Linked DNA regions of Homo sapiens: region 2 is linked to region 1. Evidence: read pairs that join two places in POLR2A ChIA-PET (ENCODE). Cell type or tissue: PC-3. All regions are shown on one strand. Each heading gives the region's core, and the rest is flanking DNA. Links, peaks and the distances in the headings are about the cores only.

Region 1 (7,769 bases), core at 2,349-6,348:
AGATCAGTGGGGTGGGGGAGGGGAGGGGTGCTCAGGGGCTTCGAGGAGGCTGGAGCTCTGCTCCTCAGCAGGTTGTCTCCCTCCAGGAATTCCCTGCCACAGGCTCGGGCCTCTGGGTCCTGGTGGCTGAGCACAGATCTTCGCTGAGTGTCCCTGGTCTGGGCCAATGTGGGGCCAGCATCTTGGTTCTTCCCAGCTGACTCAACCTGGGCTTGGCTCACCCTTGGCTGGGACCCAAGGAGGCCAGGCAGGGTGGTGGGGCCCAGTGGGGTGTGGGGCACATTCCTTCCAGTGCGCTCCCCTGCCCCAGCCTTACACCTGGCATTACAGGGCACATGCTGTCCTCACCCTGCCTCTCACACCTGCTGTCTCTGCACACACCCTCCTGGCCCTGCCTCTCACACCTGCTCTCTCTGTACACACTGTCCTCACTCTGCCTCTCATACCCACTCTCCCACACACTCTGTCCCTGCCCTGTCTCTCATGCCTGCTCTGCACACACAGTCCTGGCCCTGCCTGTTACGCCTGCTGTCTCTGCTTCCCTCTCTCACGTCCTTCCCTGCAGGGTGCGTCTCTCCCTCCTCTTTGCACACATGTTCTTGGCCTTTCTTCCTCACTCCACTTTCCTCCTTTCAAAAGTAGCATTGGCAGGGCTGGGTGTCACTGTGAATGACATTCTCTGCGTTACCTTGACTGTGAGAACAGAAAGTGCCTCTCTACAGGTAGATGCGAGTTTGGTCCTGAAAGTCAAGGGCCTGGTTTTCCTCCGGAGGATTTGAATCCTTCCCTCTCCCTGCTCCCCTCCCTTCTCTCCTTCCCTCCCTCCTTCCCTCCCATAGTTCTCAGGCACCAGGTGATTCCTCAGTACCTCTGAGAGTCCCCAGATGGAAGGTGACCTGGATGTCCCTTGGTGTCCATGTTGCTGTCTTTAGCACCTGGAAGAGGAGGTAGAAGGGGCATGTTCACGGTGGGGTTGGGGAAGCCTCTCAGGGCAGCCCGGGAACCATCCGGAGAGACTGGTGCTGGTGACCAGCTGGCCTTCATGGGCGGGGGTGCACGTGATCTTGGTGCCTCACCTGAGCCCTTGGAACACCCGGCTCCAGGAGGCTGATTGGAGGCGAGACCCCTCCCCACCACCACTGGGGCTGTTCCTGGTGCAGAGGGTGAAGGACTCATCTCATCTGTATCCCAGGGGCACTAACCCAACCCTGGGCAGGGCAGTCTAGAGTCCCTTTTTGGCTTAGGGTGGGCCACAGAGCCAGGCTGACAAAACAGAAATAGCAACAGTGATGGAGACAGTGCGGTGTGCAGCTTGCGGAGCCCAGGGCACAGCGGCCTGGCTAGCCCCCTCACATACGGCTCTCTCCTTTCAGTCTCACCAGGTGAGACCATGGAGGTGCAGAGAGGAGACTGGCTGCACCCAGGAGGTGGAGGACAAGAGACACTGGAGAGTCTGGGAGGCCAACTCCACGTACCTGGAGTTCTTTTCTGTGCTGCCCTGGGAGGGAGCCCAGGCTCCAGGGGACATATTTCTCCTGCAGGGTGGGGTTGGGAGGACAGAGTAGGCAGGAGCCTTTGGCCTGAAGGCTTGTCACTGTGGGCACAAGAGGCATGGGACACCTTCCCGACATCAGAAGCCCCCCACTGCACCAAGCTTGGCGGGGCTTCCTGGTGGAGTTGAAGTTGCCCTGCCTCCTATGCCCTCAGGACACAGGAGGCAGGCCAGCCGTTCTGTTGCCTTTTGGAAACTCAGGGCAGCTCTGTGGATTGTCACAGCAACTGGAGCTCCTGCTGTATTTTCAGGATGGTCCCGGGAGGCAGGTGTTCTGCAGCCATGGGGCACTCCCTTAGCAATGAAGACTGGCCCCCCATTCCACTTGACTTCTGAATGTCCCTGGGACACTCATGAGAGTCCGAAGCCTGTTTATGATGACCTGAGCCTCATCCCAAGTGCATTGTGGACACACACAGGAGGTATTTTGGTGGAGCTGTATTACAGGTGGCGTCTCCTGGAATGCAAAATGCCAGAAACCTCTCCCACAGATTGGGGAGGGAACCTTGCTTTGTCCAGAGCTTCACCAAGAAGCATTCCTCCACTAGTGTCTCTCAGGGCATGGAGTGACCAGTGTGGCAGCTGTGGGTCTGTCTGCATTGGTGGCTGGCACTGTGATGGTGATTTTTCTGTAGCGGCAGCATTGGCATTGTGTGCTGTGTCACCCAATCCAGCCATGCCTGGCACTTACTTACCTATCGGAATATGTGTTATTTGATTAAAACTTAATTTCCTTTTTCCTCCTTTATATTGCAGATAGGGTGTTATGTTGTTTTTTTGGTTATGCGTGTCAGGGATTTGGAGGAAAAGGGACAAGACAGAACAATTGTAATAATGGGGGTGTGTGGGGTACAGTGGGGCTGCGGACCCGTGTGAGGAGAAGGACATCTTTGCCGGACAGGGACAGTGTGAACAGCCACTTATTGGTAAATGCAGCTCGACGTGGGGCCATCACCCGGCATGGAGTTTTGGGAGGGGTGGGAGTAGGAGGGGCTGCTGGAGGGGTCACCGTAAACTGAAAGGCTTTGCTGAGGGCCTTGGAGTTTGTCCTGAGGATGGTGGGAACCCGGGCTTGAGCTCATCGTGGGAGTAGGAGTTAGAGTTATGCTGCTGTGGGCAGGGAGGTGGACAGTGTGGAAGTCTCCATCATCCAGGGCTGAGGCTTGTGGCCTGGATCAGGGAAGTGGCCTTGGGGATGGAGAGAGGCAGATGGATGGATGGACGGATGGATGGATGCAAGCAGAACCCAGCAGACTTGGAGCTTCCTGGGGTGTTGGACGTAGGGAGTAAGAGGAGCCAGTTCTCCCAGGGGTCTGGTGTGTGCCTGGGTGGTGGCTGGAGCCAGCCCCTGAGCCCAGGATGCTGGGCACGGAGCAGGTGTGAGGAGGTGGGGAACAGGGTGTGAAAAGGTCGGCTTTGGACTCAGAGTGCCTGGAGTCACATCCTCCCCGGCATCCCAGAAGTCAGGACTGCTGGCTGCTGAGATGGGGCTTGCCCCAGGCATGTGGACCAGCAGCCAGCACCTCTCAGCTGAGCCCTCAGTCGGCAGAACATCCCTGCTTGCTGTTTCCTAGTGTGGACACACTCCATCCCCTCTGCCTGGATGCCCATCCCAGGTCTTTCCCTGGGCGGTTTCTTTCATCATCCAGGCCTCATCTTATGGCCTGGAGAGTCCTCTTCTCTTCCTGAACTTCTCTCCAGACACACCCACATTGCTCTGACGCTCTGAGACATAGGGTCAATGTGCCTGTCATCCGTGCACCCAGATGGTGTGCGCCTGGGGGCAAGCAGACGAGACATCTGCCCCATTCACCATCAGATGTCTGAGGATGCATCAATGCGTCGTGTGAATGGTGTGTGGAGACGCTGCCTCGCTGGGGAATCCCATCTCCAGGCGGGGGCCGCCAGCTTTTCTCAGTGACTCAAGGCGGCTGTGGGGCAGGATTGGCATTCCCAGAAAGGAGCCTCCCAAAATAGCCCGGGCGTCCCCTGTGGGTGTCGAGCTGTCTGTTCTCTCTAGGAAGGCATTCTGCCTTGTATGGAAGGAATTGCTTCTCAATTTCTGCTCCACACTGAGGTGACTTTAGATGTTGATTCAAACCTTTTCTGTGACATCTGTGCTGGGGTGAGATCAAGATTTGGGGGATGTGCGTTTAGTGGGGCAGCCTGGCTGGGTGGGGCTTCATTGGGGAAGCAAAGCTTGGGGAGCTGGAACTATGCTTCTCCTGACCCCGTGTCCTTCCACTTCCTGAAATTACCTGCAGCCCCTGCTGCTGTGCTCATCATGCAGGAAGGCAGTCAGCTGAGCAGTGTGTGCAGAGGACGATTCAGAAACTGGTACAAACTTGGCACTGAGACGGCGTCTGATGGGAGAAGAGGGGGTGTCTGATGAAAGAGGCTATGACAGACAGGAGCATGTGCGTGTCTGGTGGAAGAGGGTGTGCGTGTCTGATGGAAGAGGGTATGAGTGTCTGATAGAAGAGGGCGTGAGTGTCTGATGGAAGAGGGTATGAGTGTCTGATAGAAGAGGGTATGAGTGTCTGATGGAAGCAAGTGAGTGATGGACAGTGTGAGTAGATGATGAAAGAAGGTGTGAGTATTTGATGGAGGAGGGTGTGTCTGATGGAGACGGTGTGAATGTCTGATGGAGAGAGCATGAGTGATGAAGAGGGTGTGAGTGTCTGATGGAGGAATGTGTGGGCATCTGATGGAGGAAGATGTGAACATCTGATGGAGGTGTGAATGAGCAGATGTTGAAAGAGGGTGTGAGCATCCGTCTGATGGAGGAGGCTGTGAGTGTCTGAAGGAGGAGTGATTCTTGGGGATCCAGGCCTGCAAGGAGGCGCTGGGCAGGATGGAGCCTGCAGCTCTGCTGGCTGAAGGTGGAAGAGACCTGGGCTCAGCACGCCAGGTGAATAATATCAGTGCTATAGTAGTAATGATGCCACCTATTTGTGTGTCAACCTCCTCCTGTATTTAGTGTTCTCGACTCTCCCAGCATCCCTGTGGGTTTTGTTGGCAGGTGTTCACCTGGGGAATCAGAGGCTCAAGTAAGGGAGGGCGTGACGCCATCACCCAGCTGGCAGGGGTCAGAGCTGGAACTGGAATCCTAGCTCTGTGCCAGTGCTGGGGCACCAGTGCTGACTGTGGAATAGACAGTTGACAGCCTCCACAGACCTGGAAATGTGGGTGGCACAGTGGCATCATGACTCCTGGAGCCTCTCCAGGCGTCCTGACTGTCCAGGCTGTCGGCGGTCTCATCAGCTCCACCTCTAGGCCCCTTCCTCCCCATTGTTTGTCCCCTGCTCCCTGTCTCCTCTGTGCTACTCACAGCACAGGGCCAGGTGTGTCGTAGGTGACTGCTACAGATCTGTCGTGTGAGAGGCACTCGGAACCAGGAAGTGCCTGTGGGGTCACCTGTTTGGCTGGTGCCCCCTTGGCCCCCAGAAATGACTCACATCCACACTTGAACATACAGACATCCTTTTCCAGGGTGTGTTGTGCTCGATACCTTTAATTCCTGTCTGCATTCCAGGGCCTGCCCAGCCTCTTCCTGGCTCCCCAGCCCAGCCTGGTCCTTCCGGCCTCCCTGTCATCCCCACCTCTCGTGTGTGCACAAGCAGGGACCAGGTAGGGAGACCGGCAGATGCTGCTCTCTGTCCCTGGGGTTTCTTTTCTTAGTGTTGCTCCCACACCCACGCGATGCTTTAATTAACTGCCACACTCAGGCTTTCTCAGTGGGGAGAGTCAGAAATAGACTGTGGCTTCCCCAGCTCCAGGCGGCACCAGGACGTCACCAGCAGCCCCATTTCTGAATCAGGAGTCTCAAGCAGCTGCAGAGGGTGGGGAGGTTTGGGGAATCCCACAGGGGTTCTACACCCCCACCTACCCCGCCCCACCCCTCTGCAGGGCCTTCTGCAGCTTCCAAAGCCCAGCTATGCTCCGGCCACGTCTCTAGCGGCTCCTCGGAGAGCAACTTGATACTGAAGCTCAAAGCCCAGGAAGCCCTGGCGGCATCCCTGCCCCAGCCAGGTCCAAGCAGGCTATGTAGTGAGGGAGAGGAACCGGCGCCCATTCCTTTGCTCCTCGACACAGGCTGCTCCCCTTGCCTGCGCCGGCTCTGGGGGTCTGCTCTCACAGAGCTTCATGACTCGTTCAACCTGACTGCCCTTTTCCTGGCCATGGTTCTGCCTAGAAAATTTCCTGGGCCACCCTGGCCTGAGTGGCGACTGTGTGTCAGGGCAGGGGTCAGCACACTGTGGGGCAGGGGTGGTGGCCTGTGATGCATGCCTCTGCCTGGGCCTGACTCTCTGTGCTGGGAGAATGCTTCCTGGGCCTCATCCCAGCTGTGTCCCTGCTGGCTAGTTCCTGCCAGCTGGTGTTGCCGGTGTTCCTCCCTGCCTCAGCCCTCCCAGCATCTGGAACTGGCTGTGGGTTCTGATTCCAGCTGTAGTAGCTGCTGATCACATTCCTCTCTCTGAGCCTCAAGGGTCTCGCCTGTAATGTTGGCAAAGTAATTGTCTGTCCTTGGCATCAGGCTCGTCACCATTTTTCCTTTTGGAAGCCCCAACTCTGCATGAAGAGTTAGCATAGCTTCAGGTAGCAGGTGGACAAAAGGGTATCTTTTATGTATACTTAGGGTAACAAGTATTAATTTGGAGTGTGGGGTGTTTTTGCTCTGTGGCCAACTTCTTCCCCAAGTCTTGAACACTTCAGGGGGCCCTCACAGGCCTGCAGCACACTTTGTCCTTGGTATCTGGTGGGGGTCTGGGCAGGTCCGTATCTCTTGGTAGTGGGTTCATCTCCATCTCTGTTGGACAGAAATCTGGAAGAGTCCGGAGAGTGTTTGCAAATGCAAATCTAGTCCTGGCACGCCCACACCCCATCTCACCCAGGTCTGCTTTAAATCCTTCAGTGCCGCTCTGGGGTTCCAGGAGTGAATCCAGACTCTCTCTCCAGCGATGCCAGGCTGTGTGGGTCCTGCCCCTGCTCAGCCTCGGTGCACACACACCTCCATGCGATCTAAACGACCCCACCTCAGGACCTTTGCACATGTCCTCTCCTCACCTAGCGATCCCCAATCATCCTCTGGATCCCAACTAAAGTGTCACCTTCTGGGAAGCCATTCATGTGCAGATTAGAGCCTAGTCTGAACGGTGGCCTGGCCTTGTTGGGTTGGCAGAACCACCCTAAGACCCTGCTTAGCACCCTCACCTGGCAGTCAGGGGTCTTCTTGCTCACCTCAATCCCCTCCACTGGTGAGAACCACAGGGAGGGTCTTGGGGCCCACAGCACTGTCTAGGGTTCTGCATCCACCCTTCCAGGTGTGGGGTCCTGGCACTCTGTAAGTAGAGAGGCAGGTTGGTGACAAGCCAGTGGGGTCCTGGCCTGAGCACCCTTTTGCTCTGTTTACAACCCTGTGCCTCCGGGGCTGTGTCTACCCAGAGGACTGCATATTCTAGACCATTCAGGGGTACCCTGTTGACATTCAGTGAGAAGCTTGGCAGCTAGATGAAGCCCTGCAGTGAGCGATTGGACCACTACCAGACTGCCTCTGTGCCTTGGGACCAATTGCACAGTTTTTGCTGGCTTGATGTCCACGCTTTCCTGAGGTGTACCAGTTGGATGAAATGCTTTTCTGGGAACATGGTCCGCGATCAGCTGGCAAGTCACAGGTTGGGTTTTCTTGAGAAATTACTATATCCCAAGCATGCATTGTCACAAACATTTTTGTGCATTATCTCATTTAATGCTCATTAAGAGGGTCTGGTACTAATTCTCATTTTGGATGAGAAAGACAAGGTTCCAACAAAGGGCGGGGGGAAGCCTTGTTCGGGGGCCATGCCAGTGGACACTAGCCTCCAGGGACATTTGGGGTACTTCTCAGATTTGAGGAAATGCACAGCCTCACTCCTCAGGTGTCCCTATGGGTGTTCCTGGCTGGGCAGCTGGCTCAAGAATTGTCTTGAGCCACACACAAAATACAAATGGCTGGGGCCAGCATCGCGGACAGTGAAAGAGTTTACCAAGGCAGTTATAGGTAAAGAAAGGCAAATTTATTAGAGAAAGTATGAAGATCCGTTGCAAGGGTGCAATGGGCAGCACAGTAGAGAAGGGGCTGCTGGAAAGAGGCAGGCGCTGGAGGGAAGTTTTATAGGGTTGTGCCAGAGGGGCTTATGTGCAGATAAGATAGTACTGCTGGGTCTTCGAGTGGAAC
Region 2 (7,769 bases), core at 2,227-6,226, 170 kb after region 1:
GAAACAATACAATATTACTGGCCAGATAGTATTATTGATTAATTCAACAAACAGTTATGTAGCATCTACTGGTACCCTGGAACTGTGCTGAACTTTATAGCTACACAGATGACTAAGACGCAATTTGGCCTTGCCAGTTCATGACTGAGTTATACATGAACAGAACAAGATCCTCATGAAACCTCTGATATGGGTGAGCTTGTCTAATCTGTTTTTCCCCTTTGTCTTATAACAGTGGCTCTGCTTTTTCTGTTGCGATGCTATTTTGTGCTTGAACCTAAGAGGCATGGATGCTCTGTATCCAATGATGAAGGCCACCAAACACTGGTCATGTATAATGCGGAGAGCAAAGGCACTTCAGCCCAGGTAGTGGAATGTCATGCTTTGTGTCTTATGGCAAGGAATTCACTAATACACAGACATATAGCATGTATTTTTCCCCCCATTGTGCCACCTCTTAATTCTTCACTCTTACCCGTGTTTCAGTAGCAAGTGGGAAAAAATTCTTGCAAATACTATCTAACTCAGATAAATGAATTTATTCTTTTAGATCAATGGTTCTCAACCATGAGCAATTTTGCCCCATAGGAGATATTCATCAATGCCTGGAGACAGTTTTGATGGTCACAGTTAGGAGTGCTACTGGCATCTAGTGCGTTGAGGTCAGAGATGCTGCTAAACAGCCTACAACGCACAAGACAGCCTCTACCACAGAGAATTATCTGCCCCAGTTTCCTAAGTGCTGAGTTTGAGAAACTGTGCTTAGGGAAATAGTGTTTTTTATTAAGTAGACGTTCCCTAAATGGGATTGTGTTAGGCTCACTAGTTAAATGAGTCTGAGCTGGCTTCTTGGCCATGGCTTTCAGTAGATCATGGCAGAACCTGCTCTTCTACCATTGTCCGGCAAAGGCCAACCAGAAAGCTCACTGCCCTTGGAGGTACAAGGCCTAGGCTCTGTTTCTGCTTTTGCATCTCATTAGCTTCATCATTTAACCCTACATCCTCATCTGTGAACTGGGATGATAAAGTCAAATTCTTAGATAGGTTGTGGATCAGAGAGGATGCCTATGAAGGCACCTAACACAAGGCAGAGCCATATAAAGTAATTGGCCAATGGCCACTGGTTTTTCAAACTGGCTGCTTCTGAAATGGGCCCTACATTATCTTAGTCATCCTTGCAGCAACCCTGGGCTGGGGTTAGACAGACAAAGAGATGAAAGCATTGTGAGCTCTCCTGTTTGTCTTCATCTAGAATTAAGTGGTTGATTTAGAAAATGAACACAAAAGAAATGTCAAAAGGAAACACACACAGAGGATTCGGTCACCCCATCTTACACCTCCACCAATGTTTTTTTCCTGGAAGGGAGAGACTTATTGAATGAAGTCAGACATTTAGGGAAAAGATATTCCAATGAACTTGATATGATGCTCCTGTAATTAGAGAGTTTCTCAAAAATATTTGATTGAAGAAGCTGGTGCTCGCCCAAGGCTCCCAGGGTTCTTTGAATTTTGTCTTCCCTGCGGCATGAAGGAGGGAAGGGAGCAGCCACTTAGGCTCCTCTGGCAGGTATGTGCCTGTGCACCCTCCTGTGAGCCCTTCCTGGGTGGGGAAACAGGAGCAAGATCCAAACTCTCCAGATTGTGAAGTCCCCTGGAAGGAATCTCCGCATCCCAAATGTGAGAGCAGCAGTAAACTTGATTTGTTGTGTAATTTTAAGAAGAAAACCATCTGGACAAACAGCAGTCTTTGTGTAACAGTAGAATTTCTTGCCTTGGACAGTTCCAGTGGCTCAGAGGCTCAACCATGAAGGGAAACAGAAATGGTTCCCAGTCCCAGGAGCTGTGCCTCAGTCTCCTCCTTGGAGGGAGAGAGTGAAAGCTGCTGAGCTTGGAGGAGACTGGCAGGAATGTCACACAACCTGAGTTCAGGTTGTAGCTGAGGTGGAAGGGACAGTGGGGATGCCCTGGTTACCCTTCTTTCCCAGCAGCTTTGTGATTGTCTCTTGGAAAAGAGGAAGCAGCTATGGAAGCAGTGTGGGTGGAAAGGAACCTTGGCCCTTGTGATGCTAAGACCAGGAGGGTTGGAGGGGGCTTAATGACATGGTGGCACTGGTCAAAGACCAGCTATGCCAGTGGGACAAGAGAACCTCATGCTGGGCAAGGGGCTCTGTTCTCTTCTTGTACCAACAAATCTTTCTCTTGTTTCCCATTCACAGCTAAAGGCACATCTCCATTCCTGCTTCAGTATCTTAGGGCTCTGAGAAGTGGAATTCAACAGACCTGGGTGTAGATTCCAAATCTGTGATTGATCAGTTACATAATCTAACTGAATCTGACTTTCATATATAAAGTGAGCTTGATAGTCTTCTGTCTCTTAAGTTTTTTGGACTCTAATCAAATAACACATGTAAAATTTTCAGCACTAAGAGTCATGCAATAAAGGGTGGCCGCCAATATTAGCATTATTAGCAGTAATTACTGATTATATCTCTGTAACCTTGGTAAATAAGGCCATCTCTAGGTGCACTTATCCCTCTGTCCATCTTACATGAATATACCAGCTTACCTTGCACATCCACTCACCAGGAACATTCTGTGCTCTTGGGAAAACTCCATGCAAGATATCGTCACTAGCTGCACACATGTTGTCACATTCTACTACTAAACTATAGGGATGCCATCTGATGGTGATGATCTACAGAAATGCATAGATGCCTTCCCTGCATGTGGGGAAGCTAATGAGCCCTTGGCCAACAGAAATCCAGCACCCATCAACCTGAGTCCCTCAGTGAACATATATGTTGAGTGATAAATGAATGGGACAATGCACAGAATACCATGCAATGCTGGTGACCCCAAGAGCCATCACCATGAGCCCTAGGAAAAGACAAGCTTTTCAATTCTGAGAGCTCCTGAAATGAGCCTTTTACCATCAGTTTACATGGAACCCTGAACCATGAGAAGCTCAACCTCCCAGCGAGCAATTACAAAAGGCAAACAGAAATAACATTCTTTTCCCACATAAGTCATCCAGATTTACAGGAGAGGTGTATTTTTTACAGTCTGGACTTCTTCTGTGATGGCATAGATACAATGTGTTTTGGAGAAAATGTCATTCCTTTCCTTCTGTTTTTATTTCTGCTATCTGTGATTTCAGCCCTTGTCATATTTCTTTCTCTGTGTTCTACAGACATGGTCAGATGTTGAAGGCCAGAGGCCGGCTCTGCTCATCTGCACAGCTGCAGCAGGACCCACGCAGGGAGTTAAGGTAACATGCCCCTTACTTGCTTCTGGATTTCAGAGAAGTGACTTTCCTGGTGGTTTCCCTGACAAGGAACACCTGGGATGCTCCTCCCAGTGCCACATCCAGGGAGGTTCTTCTTCAAGTCAGCAACCCCAGCCCCTACTTGCAAAGCCCCATGGTTCCCTTAGCCTAAAACACCCTTGTCTTTCAGTGGCCAAGTTCTTTCTACTTTGCTGCGGTGTCAGATGACCCTGTGCTTCCAAATATCACTGTGTCCAGTGCCATATGGTGATTTTTTGCCATATGCATATGGCACTTGGACTAGTGTATTTCTTAAGACACTTTTTTCTTAAAATGGGCTTGTGTCCACATTAAGTACATTTATTTAAGTAGGAAATTTTATATTTCAACTGTAAATGAAAACAGTTTTACTTGTATAAAGAGCAGGCAAGTGTGAAGATAGCCATGAAAGAAGTAGGGCACAATGACTGGGTGGACGATGGCACTGCCAAAGGCCCGGGGCCCCTCTGCAAGGAAGGCAGAGCGTGGAAGCCAGGCTAGCACCAGAGTGACACTTCCTCCTGGATGTCATAAGGGTGTGGAAACAGAATTAGAAAGGGAATAATTTTCTCACCGTGCAAATCAGTGTTATTTAAAATTGTTTCCCAAGTAGCTAAATCTTCCATTCTATAACTAGTAGGTGTCCCCTACTTTGAAAACAAAGTTGACCCAGGATTGCCATAAATGAGCATGTGCCTGGCCAGGGCAGTGAGGAGGGCTGGGTTCGCCGTGCATTCTGACCACTAGTCTGTGCTCCTGGGGGAAGGGCTGCCCTTTTCTAGTTCCTACAAACTTGCCTCCTGGGCTGGCGAGAGCCTTCTCTTTCCTTCCTCTGAGCCAGTCTGCAAACTTCTAGAGGTCTAGGTGTTGCCCTGAGGGGCACACTATGCACTTTGCATGCCTCATCTTATTGAATTTTCACCAGAACCCATAGGGGCGTGTGTGTGGTAGGGGCAATCTTGCTTCCCTATTTTACAGGGGAGGGAACCAAAGCCTCCACCTTCTAGGTTTTGGTGTATCTCTGGGTTCCCTTCAGTGTCCTGCAAATATTGTAGTAAGTACATCTCTGGTGACTGCTTAAATAAACTGCCATTCACACACTTTCTCTAAGTGAAGCCGTCACTTATGATTTATGGGGTAACCTGATACTTTAAAATCTGCTGGATAGTGTGAAATAGCGTCAATGAGACCATTGTCAAGGTCCATTGCCTGCTTTATTTTCTTTGAAATATAACTTCATTATTGAAGCGTCACTATTAAAATAACAGAAACCCAAGGCAGAAAATGCCCACAATCCCATCCCTGAATCTAAACAGTTTCACCTGTGAGTGTCACCTTCTAGATGTCATCTGCGTGTCTATGCAGTTTTCAGGTGTCTGTGTCATGGAAAGAACATTAGCGTCTTCATGTTCAAACCTCCTCCTGCCATGCGGTTCCATTGTGCCTGCCCTTTTATCCCTGCATTCCCTGCCTCTCTTCATTTTCCTTTTCCTCCCACCGCGCCCTCCCTCTCATCGTGTTAATTTGTGTTTGCCTATGAATATATGAGCAAGGGGAAGTGGTGAGAGGTCACGCATGCCCACTTTGTTTCCAGCTGGAGAGAAATCCATTCTCTTTTGAGTAAATCAGCATTTTCCCTCTAGGATCTCGAGGAAGTGCCTCCATCTGCAGCGAGTCAGTCAGCCCAAGCACGCTGTGCTCTGGGGAGCTGGGTGAGTTCCAGAAGGTTGCTCCCTGCTACGGCCATCTCACTAGTGACTAACAGTTGGTCCCCCTGAGAGAGGGCCGTTGTAGAAGATTCGGTGATACTGTCAGAAAAAGGCACATAGTCAATGAAAATCTGAGAAGCTGGGCTTTTTCCACCCGACTCTATTTCCATCTATAGAACTAGGTATTATTATTGGTGATGGCTGCTGTTTTTAGAGTTGTTTGATAATCCTGATCAAATATGACACTTTTTAGAGCATCCACAAATAGATACATTTTCTCATGTCCTTCTAAGGGCACCAGAGATCATCTATAAAGTTAAAAGCACAGCACTTTGGCCCTGACTAAATTCCAGCCCAGTGACTGCATGCTTCCAGCGAAAGGGAGGCCTGACTTCCCATCTGTGTTGTGTCTTCTTGTACTCTACATACAAATTCCAGGACTATTGCTTTGTGAAATGACTTTTTCTGAAATAATTTTAGACTAAATAGAAGTTGCAAAAATAGTTTGGAGAGTTCTTGGGGGTCCCCCAAATATACCATCTTATGTAACCCTACTCCATGATCAAATCAGAAAATGGGCTTTGGCACAACACTGTGAGTACAGTTCTCAGTCACAGACCTTATTTGGACCTCACCAGTTTAACTAGCCATTATTTAACCAAAATGTACTTTTCTGATATAGAATTAAAAGAGGTATTCAGGGTCTAAAGAGCCATAGAATCATATCCAATTTTTATGAGGGAAAGCTTCTAAAATAAATTCAAGATCTCTATAATTTCATATCTTTGCACAGGCAGTATCTGAGCAAAGATGAAAACATGATGTTCTTCTTTGCACAAAGATGATGCCACAAATCCATCACTGAAGGGCTCCCGCATTGATGAATGTTGGGTTCCATGTCCTTGCAGCTGATCCTTCTGGTCCTGTTCGGGCCAGCTGCATGGACATGGAACACCCACCATGGCACAGGGCCTCCCACTCTAAAGAACCTCTGCTTGGTTTAATATTCTACTGTCACCATCTTGAAATTCTTAATTTTTGAACAAAGGGCCCCCAACTTTCATCTTGCACTGAGCCCTGAGAGTTGTGCCGCTAGGCCTGGGTCCTAGGAGTGGATGTGTGTCATTTGTTTGTATTCAGGGCATGGCCATGGCAAAAGGAAATCTTACTGGGTGTTAATGGACCCAAGATAGAGCTTGCAAATCTAATATTCTCATGTTCCTTCTTCACAAAGCAACTGTGAAACTTGTTCATGAATTTCTGCTATGAATATCTACACTCTTTAGAATTACTATACCTTTAGTACAAAAATGAAAGGCAATATGACTGCAAGAATTTCTAGTTATGTATTTGCATCCTTTGGTAATTTATTTGAAATCAGTAAATATTTCATCTTTCTTTAAGGGTTATGGCAAGCCCTTTGAGCCAAGAAGTGTGAAAAACATACACTCTACTCCTGTAAGTATAGATGTAGGTGTTACCGTGAACAAATTTACCTTATTGTTCTGCCTAAAAGCTGTGCAAATCCCTGAAAATTGGAAATTTGGAAGGAAAGAGGTGATAAAAAAAAATATGCCCAACATCCAAGCAAACTGAAGGAGAAGCGAACGTGAAGAGAGGTTGGAAGTAGTTAAGGCACATTTATCCCGTGACTCGAGGGCATAAGAGCTTTTCAGTCCCTGGCAAATTTCTTTTGCTGTTGAGTTGCTAAGACCTCAGTCATAGGCTGAGTTTTCTGCTGTGCTTTGTCACAGACCTATAGAAATTTTGAGCTAAGGGGGTCTTAGACATCATCTAGTCAATTTTTTTTTCTAAATATGTTTTGCACCAGAATTCTTCTTTTCAAATGAGATCCTACAAATAACTCCATTGTAAATAAAACATCTAAGTACTAATTTTGTATGCATTGACATTAATGACATATACCTATTACCAAAATAGCCAATAAAAATAATGATTCTGATGTAAACAGAAGGAAGTTGAATGTTGTGGATATAGTTTGCAAAATTATGTTAACTTAACACCTAATTCATTGCCTCGCATTATTATAAACTGGTTTTTAAAGTATCAAGAAAATTTTGATATATACCAACAAGCAGTTTCAAATCTTAATGGTTTTTGAATAGCTCAGTTTACAATGTTAGGATTCTCTTTGATTAATGAAACATGGGACCAAAAGCTTCATTTGAGTTGCATAAAAGCTAATTAACATGGCATCCCAAATTTACATGTTGGTGTGGGAGACTAAAAAAGATGTAAACCACTTTCTGTTATATTATAAAAATAATATTCAATATTGTTATTGAAATAATTTGTAAATAATGAAAATAAATTTCAAATACTCTAGCTGAAGTATCTTTGAGGAGTCGTAGGCCCTGGGGATAGAGTTAAACCAGTGGCTAAGTCCACAGAAGCCCAGAGAGGAGAGATAGTGCTCTCTCAGCCACAGTGCAGCCATACATAGTGTGGGGTTAGGACCTGAAGCTGGCTTGAGGCAAAATCACCCCAAGTCTACCTCGGGAAGGAGCCAGGCTGGAAACTGACACGGCGTCTTCCTCTGGTCCTGGATGAGCCCCATGCTTGGTCAGTGAGCATCTGGTGCAAGGGTACTTTGTACATAGCCCACATCTTAAGGGTCCTCCTCTGAGAGGCCCCTGGGGCTAAACAGACTGAGGGCACAGCATCTCCAGTCAAGTGCTCCCAGCACTGGGAACCAGGCAGCAGGGTCCCTAGGGCTGCTTGTAGTGGTCCACACC

The links. Peaks named below come from ENCODE experiments on the same cell type or tissue, not always from the same donor. Only the 100,000 strongest peaks of a DNase experiment are listed, where the experiment ranks them.
Region 2: POLR2A ChIA-PET joins it to region 1 with 6 read pairs; 2 of 35 experiments call an interaction of 5 or more read pairs at or near these places.

The regions. Positions count from the first base shown.
Region 1 is chr20:59,826,185-59,833,953 of GRCh38, forward strand. The region is part of intron 8 of PHACTR3 (phosphatase and actin regulator 3); the gene reads left to right. Among named protein-coding and RNA genes, the nearest start is that of SYCP2, 100 kb to the right of the region's middle. In PC-3, for the core only: no CTCF peak of the experiment used is centred there; DNase peaks (open chromatin) are centred at 4,617 and 5,007; H3K4me3 peaks cover 408 bases; H3K27ac peaks cover 2,282 bases.
Region 2 is chr20:59,996,396-60,004,164 of GRCh38, forward strand. CDH26 (cadherin 26) reads left to right here. Exons shown (of 18, transcript NM_177980.4): 13 at 236-366; 14 at 3,191-3,268; 15 at 4,948-5,016; 16 at 6,418-6,471. Among named protein-coding and RNA genes, the nearest start is that of CDH26, 42 kb to the left of the region's middle. In PC-3, for the core only: no CTCF peak of the experiment used is centred there; no DNase peak of the experiment used is centred there.